Linked DNA regions of Homo sapiens: all the other regions are linked to region 1. Evidence: chromatin contacts called from ENCODE Hi-C or POLR2A ChIA-PET data. All regions are on one chromosome and are shown on one strand. The core of a region is the stretch at or near the end of the contact, and the rest is flanking DNA. Distances in the headings are between cores, read along the strand shown.

Region 1 (3,207 bases), core at 560-3,059:
AGTTTTCCAGTAACTGAATGGAATATCAGTTTTTAAATTTACATTTAAATTGATTAAATTAAAATGAAAATTTGGTTTCTCGGTCATGTTAGCCACATTTCAAATGTACATTGGCCAATGTGGCTGATGGCTGTCGTGTTGAACAATGCAGGTCTATGAGAATGTCAGATGACATTATGAGAATAACCCAATGATCCTTGGATGTCTTACCTACATGGGAAACACTGTTTCTCCCCCTCTCCCACTACCTGCTTTTCACGGAGAAGCTAACATTTATTAAGCACACACTCTATACCAAGCACTTTTCTAGAATTAAAGGTACAAAAGGCATAAGTCATCTGTGCCCCAGAGGAATTCACTATTTAGTGTGGAGCTATCTTTAAAATGACTCTATCATTAATGTACGAATGCAACCAAAACACAGAGAGGAATAACTGTGACTCAAGAGATGAACATGAGTGTGTCAGATGGAGAATTTCAAGCAGGAAAAACAACAGAGTGCCAGAACCATATACAGATCTGGTGAGGTTGGTGGGAGGGCAAAGGAGGTTGTTGAAAAGGCTGTGGAAAAATTAGAATGTGGTTTGATTTCTATCCCACCTGTGTGATGAGGATGGAAACATCTTCTCCTGAGCTTCAAACATCCCTACCACACACAGACACACACACACAGACACACAGACACACACACACACCATTGTGGAAATCCCAGCCAGACCTTGGGTATTCATGCCCCCAAGCCCTGTGAGGGGCACATCCAATATGAAGGCTGTGGGAGAAGAGAATCCTGCTATCATGTACTCACTCATTTAGCAATTAATAAGTGCTTACTAAATGTTAACTCTGTAGTGCGAGGGAAGAGGGTATGATAAATACACACTTTCTGGGTAGGTACATGTATGATCTAGTTGCCTTCACTTTTCCCCTGACAGGTCATTGCTCTGTCAACACATATTTATTAAACAATCACTTGGGGGCACGGTACCTCCTTCCTCTCCTTTCCCTCCGAGATAAGGCCAACTCTAGGTGTTCCCACTATCTTCAACCCCACCCCACGGTAGGCTCACAAGAACGTCATTTTGATCACTTAAGGGATGAATTTTAGGTTTAGATGGAGGATAAACTTTTGGAGATGGTTCCTCATATGGTCTGTCTGGAGACTTTTTGCAATAAATGGTGTCCGTGCCATCCAGAGAACATAGGTCACCAGTTAATCAAGACAGTAGGGAATAATGATTTACACATGTTGACAAATTGATTCCTCTTAATAACCAGGTCAATTTTTTGGCCAACACTATACACATGTACACTATGCACATAATTACGACATCTATAAAAGATAGAATTAATCTAATTTTATGCAGATATGGGAAGAACTCGTCCCAAGTCTCACAGTCAGTAAGTGATGGAGCCTAGAGTTGAACTGTTTCACTTCACTACCATGTTAATACTTTTCTCAACACATTCTGCCGCTCTCACTCTAAGTGTGAGGCCCTGTCCAACTAAAACATAATATGGTGAGTTCGTCATTGATTCAAATAATCAACTTTCTTCCCGAATCCCAAGTTTATCTCTTCTGATTAGGAAAAAAAATGCATTTTGATATGTCGCGTTTGCGTAAAGCGAGGCCGACCGCACGCCCCCTTCTCGCGAGCTGCTCCCCTCAACTGCGACCCAATCACCCTTGCACACGCCTCCTGAGCCCCCGCGGTTCCCACCGGGCTTCAGGCCACGCCTCCGCCGCTGCACCGCCTCCTCTCCCCGCCTTCGCCCGTAGTCTATAAAACCTGGAGCGCAGGATCGCGCCCAGGAGCGGCGAGCTAGCGGACGCAAAGACTGGGCATGCTCCGCGGCGGCGCAGGTTTTGGTCACAAGTAGGAAGAAGCCAGTGCACCAGACCGGCAAAGAGAAGCGGGAGCCGCCGCGGCAGCGCGGCCGTGGGGTCCGCCGCCGCCGCATCGGAGCGGGAGGAGGAGCAGCGGGGAGGGCGAGGCCGCCGGGCCGAGAGCCGTCCCGCCTGCTCTCGGTCTTCTGCCTTCGCCTCCGCGCGGTGCGTCGGACCCAGGGTCTGTCACCTGGGCGCCAGGGGCCGCCGCCGGGGAGCCGGAGCGGGCAGGACCCTCCCTCCGCCGACTGCGGCCCGAGAGCGCCCCCGCGGGGTGGAGCGGCAGCCGCCTTCTGCGGGCGGCTGAGTGTCCGTCTCGCGCCCGGAGCGGGCGACCGCCGTCAGCCCGGAGGAGGAGGAGGAGGAGGAGGGGGCGGCCATGGGGCTGCTGTCCCAGGGCTCGCCGCTGAGCTGGGAGGAAACCAAGCGCCATGCCGACCACGTGCGGCGGCACGGGATCCTCCAGTTCCTGCACATCTACCACGCCGTCAAGGACCGGCACAAGGACGTTCTCAAGTGGGGCGATGAGGTGAGCGCCCGCGGTCCCCGTCCCCGCCGGGCACCCGTGTCTGGCCGCCCGCGCTGCCTTTGTCTTGCCCTACGCCCCCGGCCCTATCGCGGTCCGCGTTCTCCACTGCGCCCGGGGGTCCTCGAGCGCCTCCCGGCCCCGGGAGCATCGTCCCTGCTTTCGCCTAGTCCGCGTCCAGGGCCATCCTCCTGACTAGACTCCTTTCTTGTTCATTCATTCTTTTGGGTTTTCCCCTTCATTCCATAAACACGGATTGGGCGCTGGGAGGGCGTGAGCATGAAAAAGTGACATTAGGTGCTGCGAGTCTTCAACCTAGTGTATCTGCAGACCGGCAACTACCATGATCCACCTTACAGGCTCAAAATTCGCTTTTGCGGTCAATATGAAAGAGATTTAAGTTTTCCTAGTAGGCCTGCTGCTTTTAGAAATCAGGTCTTCAGGATGTCCACTTCTGCCCTACCTCATGCAGGTGTCTTTTCCTTAAACCTCTCCAACTTCTCATCTTCCCTCCCCTCCAAAACACACACACTTCATAGCTATAAATTGAAACCAGTAAATTACGGCTCAGTTTCCTACATGGGGGAGGAACCTTCCCTTTCCTGTTTAATTCTAAGTGGGAATGCATTTAGAGTTTCAACATTAGGATTTGCTTGTGTCTTTCCATGGCCTAGGTCCAGCAACTAAACTTTACAAACCAGTGTTCTGCCTAGAGATGAAATGTCTCTAGATTCTCAGTAGGTTGAACCATTGTTTATTGGAATGATCTGGAATGCAGCAATGTTAAAACTGTTGA
Region 2 (3,271 bases), core at 180-2,679, 160 kb before region 1:
TGATTCTTGACATGGTGCTAGGGGCTTCCACATATAATGTCAGTCCACTCAAATGGTACGTATTTGATTCTGCTGTTTGACTTACTTACTGCTCGTTTAGGTTATCTCCAATTTACTGAGAGAAGGGAAGATTGAAAGCCCACAGAAAAGATAGAAACTCCTAAGTAAGGCCTTAGGCTGTGAGCTCATGGATCAAGTCCAGGCTGGCATTATGCATTGGGCTAATGCTCAGTTTTTACCGTGGTAATACCAAGAGTCCCCGGGAGGTAAATGTCCCCAGAAGAGTTGGAAAAATTGAAGACTCCTGACACTATTTTAAAGGCCTGTGGTTTATTCTGAAAACTTAAAATTGTGTCTCTAAGGTACCGAGGACTTTGCTATATGTGTAATCTAGTGTTGAGAACACGCTATTGGTATTTCTCACCTTTGCTTCTAAGGCTTATTATGACGGGTTTACATTTACCCAATTCATGGCTGGGTGTCACCTTTAGAGATTAAATTAAATGCATACAATTGTCATGGCCTTTTGGTAAACATCACACCCCAAAACTTCTCCAAATTTTATGTTTCTATCCCACTTGATAACATACTTTCATTTTTGAATCCTCCAATCTCCTGCACCTCAAAATAGTCTATCAGGCAAACCATTTGTTCCCTTCAATTCTATTTTTAAAATGGCTTTCCTTTGGACAGGGCCATTAGAGCAGCTGCAAGAGCTGATGTTCGTTCATGCATGACAAAAAGTCCTCACATGTGAGGGACACCAAGGCCCTCCCTGAGCCACTCTGAATGCATCCCTAAGCTGGTGAGCCCTGCTGGTAGAGAGATGGAGGGTCCCCTCTCCACCAACTGGTGCCAGATTTAGAAATATTTACAATAAATTTGTGGGCATAAAAAAGGAAGAAGAATAATTTACAGCAGTTAATATTAAAAATTACCTTTTAATGACATATTATATGAGAATATTAAAGACTTAATAGAAGTGAAGAATTTGTTTATGCTTGTGTTAGATTTTAATTAAAAGGGATTCAAATATGGATCCCACTCTTAGGAAGTTGATAGGCTGAGGCACAGAGCAAGTGATACATGTTATGTGTAATACTTAATATTTTTGCATGCTATGTACTCTCACTCTACTAAGCACATTCATCTACTTTATCACATCCTTTTAACCACCCAATGACATAGGTTGCTGGGAAAACAAACAAGGACAGCAAGAATTGGTTACCAGTAGATTAAGTGACACTAAAAAATGTGAAATGTCATTTCATAATTTCCTAGTCCTAGGCTATGTGATCTAATTTTAAACACTAGTTAAAAGGAAGCTCAGGGCAAAGGAGGACGTGTACTCCCCTTGCTGGGTGTTTGGTAACCCAACCTGCACTTCTCTCTTGCCAGCAGCAGCCACAGCAGGCCGCCTGTGCCTCTGAAGTCTATCCACAAGATCCACGACTCTTCTGGGCACTTCCCCCAAATGGCCACAACCAGCAGTGCCAGTTTGAGTTTACAAGGTGAAGGACAGAGGTAAAGGCCGATCTGGAGTTAGGAAAGCAGCTAGTCACCAAAGCTTGCTTCAGAAGAGATCCAACGTTTGGCCCCACTTACAAGCCTATGGTAAGCAATTTTTTAGCCCCAGCTCCATGAAATGAACCATATTTCTTCTTCCCAGAGAGTAACTCAGGCATGGAGGATCTGGCTCACAATATTGTGACCTCAAATTATATTAAAATACATTAGACTCTTGAAGGGCTTTGGAGCAGTGATGCAGCCATCCATATGTCTCCTCATTTTGATGGTAGTGTTTAGATCTTGCCTCCTACATAAACTTGAGAAATAAATTAGGACCAGAGACCCTGCCTTAAGTCCTTGGTGCCTCCCCAAACACATGGCAGTGCTGGGACACAGTGCAAGTTCAATACAGCTTGGCTGAGTCAACCTTAATTGTTAATTCATCGTGGTGCATTCTAATGTTAAGACAGAATTAGAAGACATCCGTGTAGAGAATGTGTTCTATTTATTCTGCCTGGCAGGCAGAGAGTGAAAATTTCCTTTTACACTTTCCCTTCACACTTTCCCCTCCCCCAGAGCCTGCCATCTGTTCTGGAATATCAACATTCATGCAGGGTTACCCCTAGTGAGTCTTTTTAGACAATGTTTTGTCATGAACTATAAGTAGCAATGATCCAGAAGAGAGATTAAAGATGAATTTACTGATTCTCCTCCCTACCCCACCTGAGCAGTACAGTACAGAAATGCAACATTTAGTCATAAAGCTAAGAACCACCCCCAGCAAAGAAGTTCTTGTGAAAAAGTGCAGTATGTAAATTCATAATGCCAGCTTGCATCATTCTTTCAACTACCTGATGATCTTCACCCACCAACAGAATCCACATACATCATGCAGGAAGTGTTTACTGAGCAGCCTCTATGGGCAGGTATGGTGGGGAGCCACAGGATGAGTAAAACACTGACATCCTCCACAGACCTTACAAAAGGCATGGAAGATGAAACATATAATTACAATATAAGCAGGAAGTGATAAAGTGCAGAAAGAAAGATACACATGCAGTGGTATAGGAATTCTTGCAAGAGACCAATTCCTAAGTTTGGGAGCCAGGGAGGATATTTTCGAGGCATTGGAGCTAGGCCTTGAGCAATGGGTAGAATTTCATTATGTACAGTCAGGTCCTGGTAGGGAATAGCAGAAGCAGAAGCATGAAGGTAAGAAATTGCATGAATATTGGCAGGAAATAGTGAATGAGTTATCTGGTTTCCTCAGCATGAGGGTACATCAGGAGGAACAAGAGGAGATAAAGGTGAGACTCCTGTTAGATCAGGAGTCAGATTCTGTTCAATTACAGGCTATACATTTAGACATTATTCCATGGGCATCTTTGTGCACAGTAGTAACATTAGAGCTTTGTTTGAAGAAGTCTGAAGCAAGCCAGGCATGGTTGTGCATGCGTCAAATCCCAGCTACTTGGGAGATTGAGGTGGGAGGATTGCTTCAGCCCAGGAGTTTGAGGCCAGCCTGGGCAACATAGTGAGTTCCTGCCTCAAAAAAAAAAAAAAAAAATCCGAACCAGTATGTGAGCTGATCTCCAGGTATAACTCCATATGGAAGCCAGATGACAAGGAAGCCTTTTGATGCCTTGAGGAGCACCAAACAGGGTGAAGTATAAAGCAATATCTGGAAGAGCGCATGCAAGATGTTTTGCACAGTAGATAGTAGAGCCCAATTTGATAAATGAGCAAACTGAGGCCGAGAGAT
Region 3 (3,179 bases), core at 448-2,947, 190 kb after region 1:
GGCGGAGGTTGCAGTGAGCTGGGATTGTACCACTGCACTCCAGCTTGGGTGACAGACCAAGACTTTCGTCCAAAAAAAAAAAAAAAAAAAAAAGAAAGAAAAGAAAAGAAAACCCTAACTTTCCACCCCGAAGTAACAAGAGGATCAGAGGCTACTCCCCTTGACATTTTCTGCCAGGCAGTTGGAAAATTGGGAGTTAGCAACAAATCAGACCGATTGCGGGTCCAGTCTTCCTTTGCAACTTTGTAATTTCACTCCAGCCTCTGAATGGTTGTCTACAACCAATCAGACTGATTGCGGGCTACCACTTCATTTACATGAGGTGAGCATGAAGTGGCCAAAGGGAAACAAACCTCTAGAGGGTATTTGAACCCAGGCAGATTCTGTATCCAGGTCCTTGAGCCTCTGCCCTGGTAGCTCCTACACTGTGGAGTGTACTTTCGTTTTCAATAAATCCCTGCTTTCGTTCTTTCGTTGCTTCATTCTTTCTTTGCTTTGCTGGGCCTTTTGTTCAATTCTTTGTTCAAAATGTCAAGAACCTGGACAATTGCAGTCACGACCGTCTACCGGTGAGAGGCCCACACTTTGTCACTTACAAACTATGTATGACCTTGGCCAGATGAATCTCAGCCTGTTTCAACATCTACAACTGGTGGTAATACCCATCTATTCCTACAGACTTGTTAAAAGGATTAAATGATAAGCAGAAATATCTACCAAGACTTTACAAGCAAGCCAAACTGCTTTCTGTGCTTTTTCTTGTTTTTTGTTTTTTTGGGGTTTGTTTTTTTTTTTTTTTTTTTTTTTTTTTATGGTGAGGCAGAGGGAGTAACCTTTGGCGTCAACAGAAAAGCCACTAGGTTTCCTCTTCTTTTCTTCCCTGGTGAGTGATACTTTTTGGAAGATATCTCAGAAGTTTTTTAAAAGCTCATTTATGAAATATAACAAGACACATTTTCAATATCATGGAACTTAGGAGGATACAAAAAGCAAATATAATTTTAATCACAACAGGAGGAGTCTTTTATTGTTTTACCCCCACTCTCGGGCATCCTGGACACGCATTAACAGTCTACAACGGAGGGCTCATTCACGATTATAAAAGACTGTGAAAGATGAGTAACGATTTAAGGCTTCTCTCCAGAGGCCCTTCCCCAGCTCCAGGTTTAGGCTGAACTGCCCACGGGGACCATTTTCTTGCTGCCTAATCTCCCCCTCTTCTCCCGCCCCACGCGGTTCCACCCACTCGCGCGTCTCGGGACTCTGATGAACGTCCTAAACTCCAGCCTGGACGCTCTGGGCTCTGGATCTGAAGGGCGTGGAAGCACCAGAAGTCAAGGCCGCCTTCCATTCTTCCCTCAAGGCCTCAACCACCCTCCGATCCCAAGGTTGCGTGGTCCGGGCCGCACAACCCTCCTCTCCCTAGCTCAGCGCCTCCTCCACCCCCACCCGATGTCCCCAGGAAGGGTCAGCGCGGGGACGAGGTCTGGTCATTGCCCGGGAATTACCCGGCCCGGGAGCGAGCTCAAGGCGGGGAGGGCGCGAGCGTGCTCCTCGCGAGGCCCCGCCCCATCGCCAGATGCGGCGCTGTTGGTGAGCGGTGATTGGTGGGTGCAGCCGCGGAATGAATGGGGTGACCGCCGCGGGGGAGCGGGGCGGGCCCGCCGAGGGCGCGGGGCGGGCGAAAGGAGCCGAGTGGCGCAGGGCTGGCGAGAGGAGCCGAGTGCCGCGGGGGTGGCGGCGGCACCGCCCTGAGCCACAGGCAGTTAACGGTGTCCACGCCGCGCGAGTGGAGGAGGGGGCCCCAGGCAGGCCCTGGTACCCGCGCCTGGCGCGAGTGTGCCCACCGCGTTCCGGGAACCCAGAAGTGATGGTGGCCCTCAAGGGCCTGCGGTCAAGACTGGGGGAAGGGGTTGCAAAGGGAAGCCACGCCCGCCCCTCAGGCCGGTGACAAAGGGCGTCCCCGCCTCTCTGGATCCCTCCCGGGTTCTCGGAGCGCGATGTGCCAAGAAGGCCCGGCTCCTTTGATTGGAATTCATGTCTGGACACCCAGTTTTTTTCTGTCCCTACACCAATACCCCTTTTTGACTCCATATTTTAGATTCAGTCACTCAGGCCAGGTGGCTCACACCCCTGATTCCAGCGCTTTGGGAGGCCAAGGAGGAGAATCGCTTGAGCCCAGGACTTCGAGGCTGCAGTGAGCGGCGATCGCGCCACTGCGCTCCAGCCTGGGCGACAGAGCGAGACCCTATCTCGAAAAACAGGAAGAAAAAAAAGTGTGCGCACACTTTATGCCCGGCACACCCCAGTAACAAGGTAGACTTGTTTCTGCCATCCTGAAGTGTAATAGGGAAGGTAGGAGGTAAAAATGAGTAAACAGAACAACTACAGATTGTGCTAAGTGCTGTGGACAAAGTAAAGTAGTGGCTGAGGAAGAGGAAGTAGAGGAGAAACTGATTTTAGCCAGGTATGGGAAAGACCTGTCGTTTTAAAACGATGACTTCTCAATTGAGACCTGGGAAGAGGAGAGGTGAGCAGTTTTAAGAAGAGGGTATACAGCCTTTGCAAAGGCCCTACTGCTACAATGCCCTTTCCTCATCCTCTTTGACATGTGGATTCCCACAGCACTTTTTTTGCACTTCCTAAGGCACATCGCTTTTTGCCATATATTGGTAAAAAGTTTTATCACCCCAATTCCTAGCACATACCAAGTTCCCAAAGAATAGTCAGTAAATATGTACTCAGCATCCACTGACTTCTAGATTTCTTGCTATGTGCGGAGGATAATTTAACAAGTGAATTCATTCATGAATGAATGTTTTCTGAAAAGTAATTCTGTCTTTTTATGCCTGTTCTATGCATCCACTGTGCCCCCCCTTTATCCCTACTCCGTGTGAATTTTTCTTAACCACAACACAATTTTCTGGGCTTTCAGACTTTCACAGTCTAGTTTCTCCTTGCTTGGCTGATCTAATAAACTAATTGGGTCTACTCATTAGTGAACGAAAGTTCAATGCGTTATCCTCCCCATATAATGTCTGTGTTTTGGTTTGTGTTATAGTAAGCTGCAATACCTTAATTCAAAATAATAAATGAAGTGAGAAATTGAGGCACTTGACTACCCCCGAGTTGAGAAAATGTTTACTGATATCTGGGGGAAGTGGGTTGAGGAATGAGGG

The links. A loop is a pair of places that touch in the nucleus more often than their neighbours do. ChIA-PET counts read pairs that join two places held with the same protein, here RNA polymerase II (POLR2A). Pooled maps may share reads with other maps.
Region 2: a pooled map shows a loop between it and region 1 (3-fold over the local background). The contact joins the enhancer-like site here to the promoter of GCLC in region 1. A Hi-C loop is called at or near these places in 7 of 168 maps with a recorded cell type or tissue (A673, Calu3, HepG2 and 4 more), 14 of 37 single-sample maps with no recorded cell type and 14 of 50 pooled maps. POLR2A ChIA-PET finds 5 or more read pairs at or near these places in 5 of 52 experiments (CD4-positive, alpha-beta T cell, HEK293, PC-9 and 2 more).
Region 3: a loop to region 1 is called in a map of endothelial cell of umbilical vein, with 10 times the contacts of the local background. The contact joins the enhancer-like site here to the promoter of GCLC in region 1. A Hi-C loop is called at or near these places in 6 of 168 maps with a recorded cell type or tissue (B cell, K562, ascending aorta and 3 more), 9 of 37 single-sample maps with no recorded cell type and 26 of 50 pooled maps. POLR2A ChIA-PET finds 5 or more read pairs at or near these places in 1 of 52 experiments (WTC11).

The regions. Positions count from the first base shown.
Region 1 is chr6:53,543,703-53,546,909 of GRCh38, reverse strand. It overlaps GCLC (glutamate-cysteine ligase catalytic subunit), which reads left to right and starts at 1,809. Exons shown (of 16, transcript NM_001498.4): 1 at 1,809-2,414. The coding sequence starts at 2,265. RefSeq lists a silencer at 1,836-2,265 and enhancers at 2,486-2,545, 2,384-3,125.
Region 2 is chr6:53,700,694-53,703,964 of GRCh38, reverse strand. No RefSeq gene overlaps it. Among named protein-coding and RNA genes, the nearest start is that of KLHL31, 37 kb to the right of the region's middle. Within about 2 kb of position 1,429, at least 2 of the 41 ENCODE cell types and tissues checked have a DNase peak (open chromatin) inside an H3K27ac peak, as active enhancers do; they include gastrocnemius medialis, where a contact is called at or near this core.
Region 3 is chr6:53,357,914-53,361,092 of GRCh38, reverse strand. No RefSeq gene overlaps it. Among named protein-coding and RNA genes, the nearest start is that of ELOVL5, 11 kb to the right of the region's middle. RefSeq lists enhancers at 714-1,221, 1,222-1,730 and a silencer at 1,482-1,841. Within about 2 kb of position 1,697, at least 38 of the 41 ENCODE cell types and tissues checked have a DNase peak (open chromatin) inside an H3K27ac peak, as active enhancers do; they include B cell, ascending aorta, endothelial cell of umbilical vein and 2 more, where a contact is called at or near this core.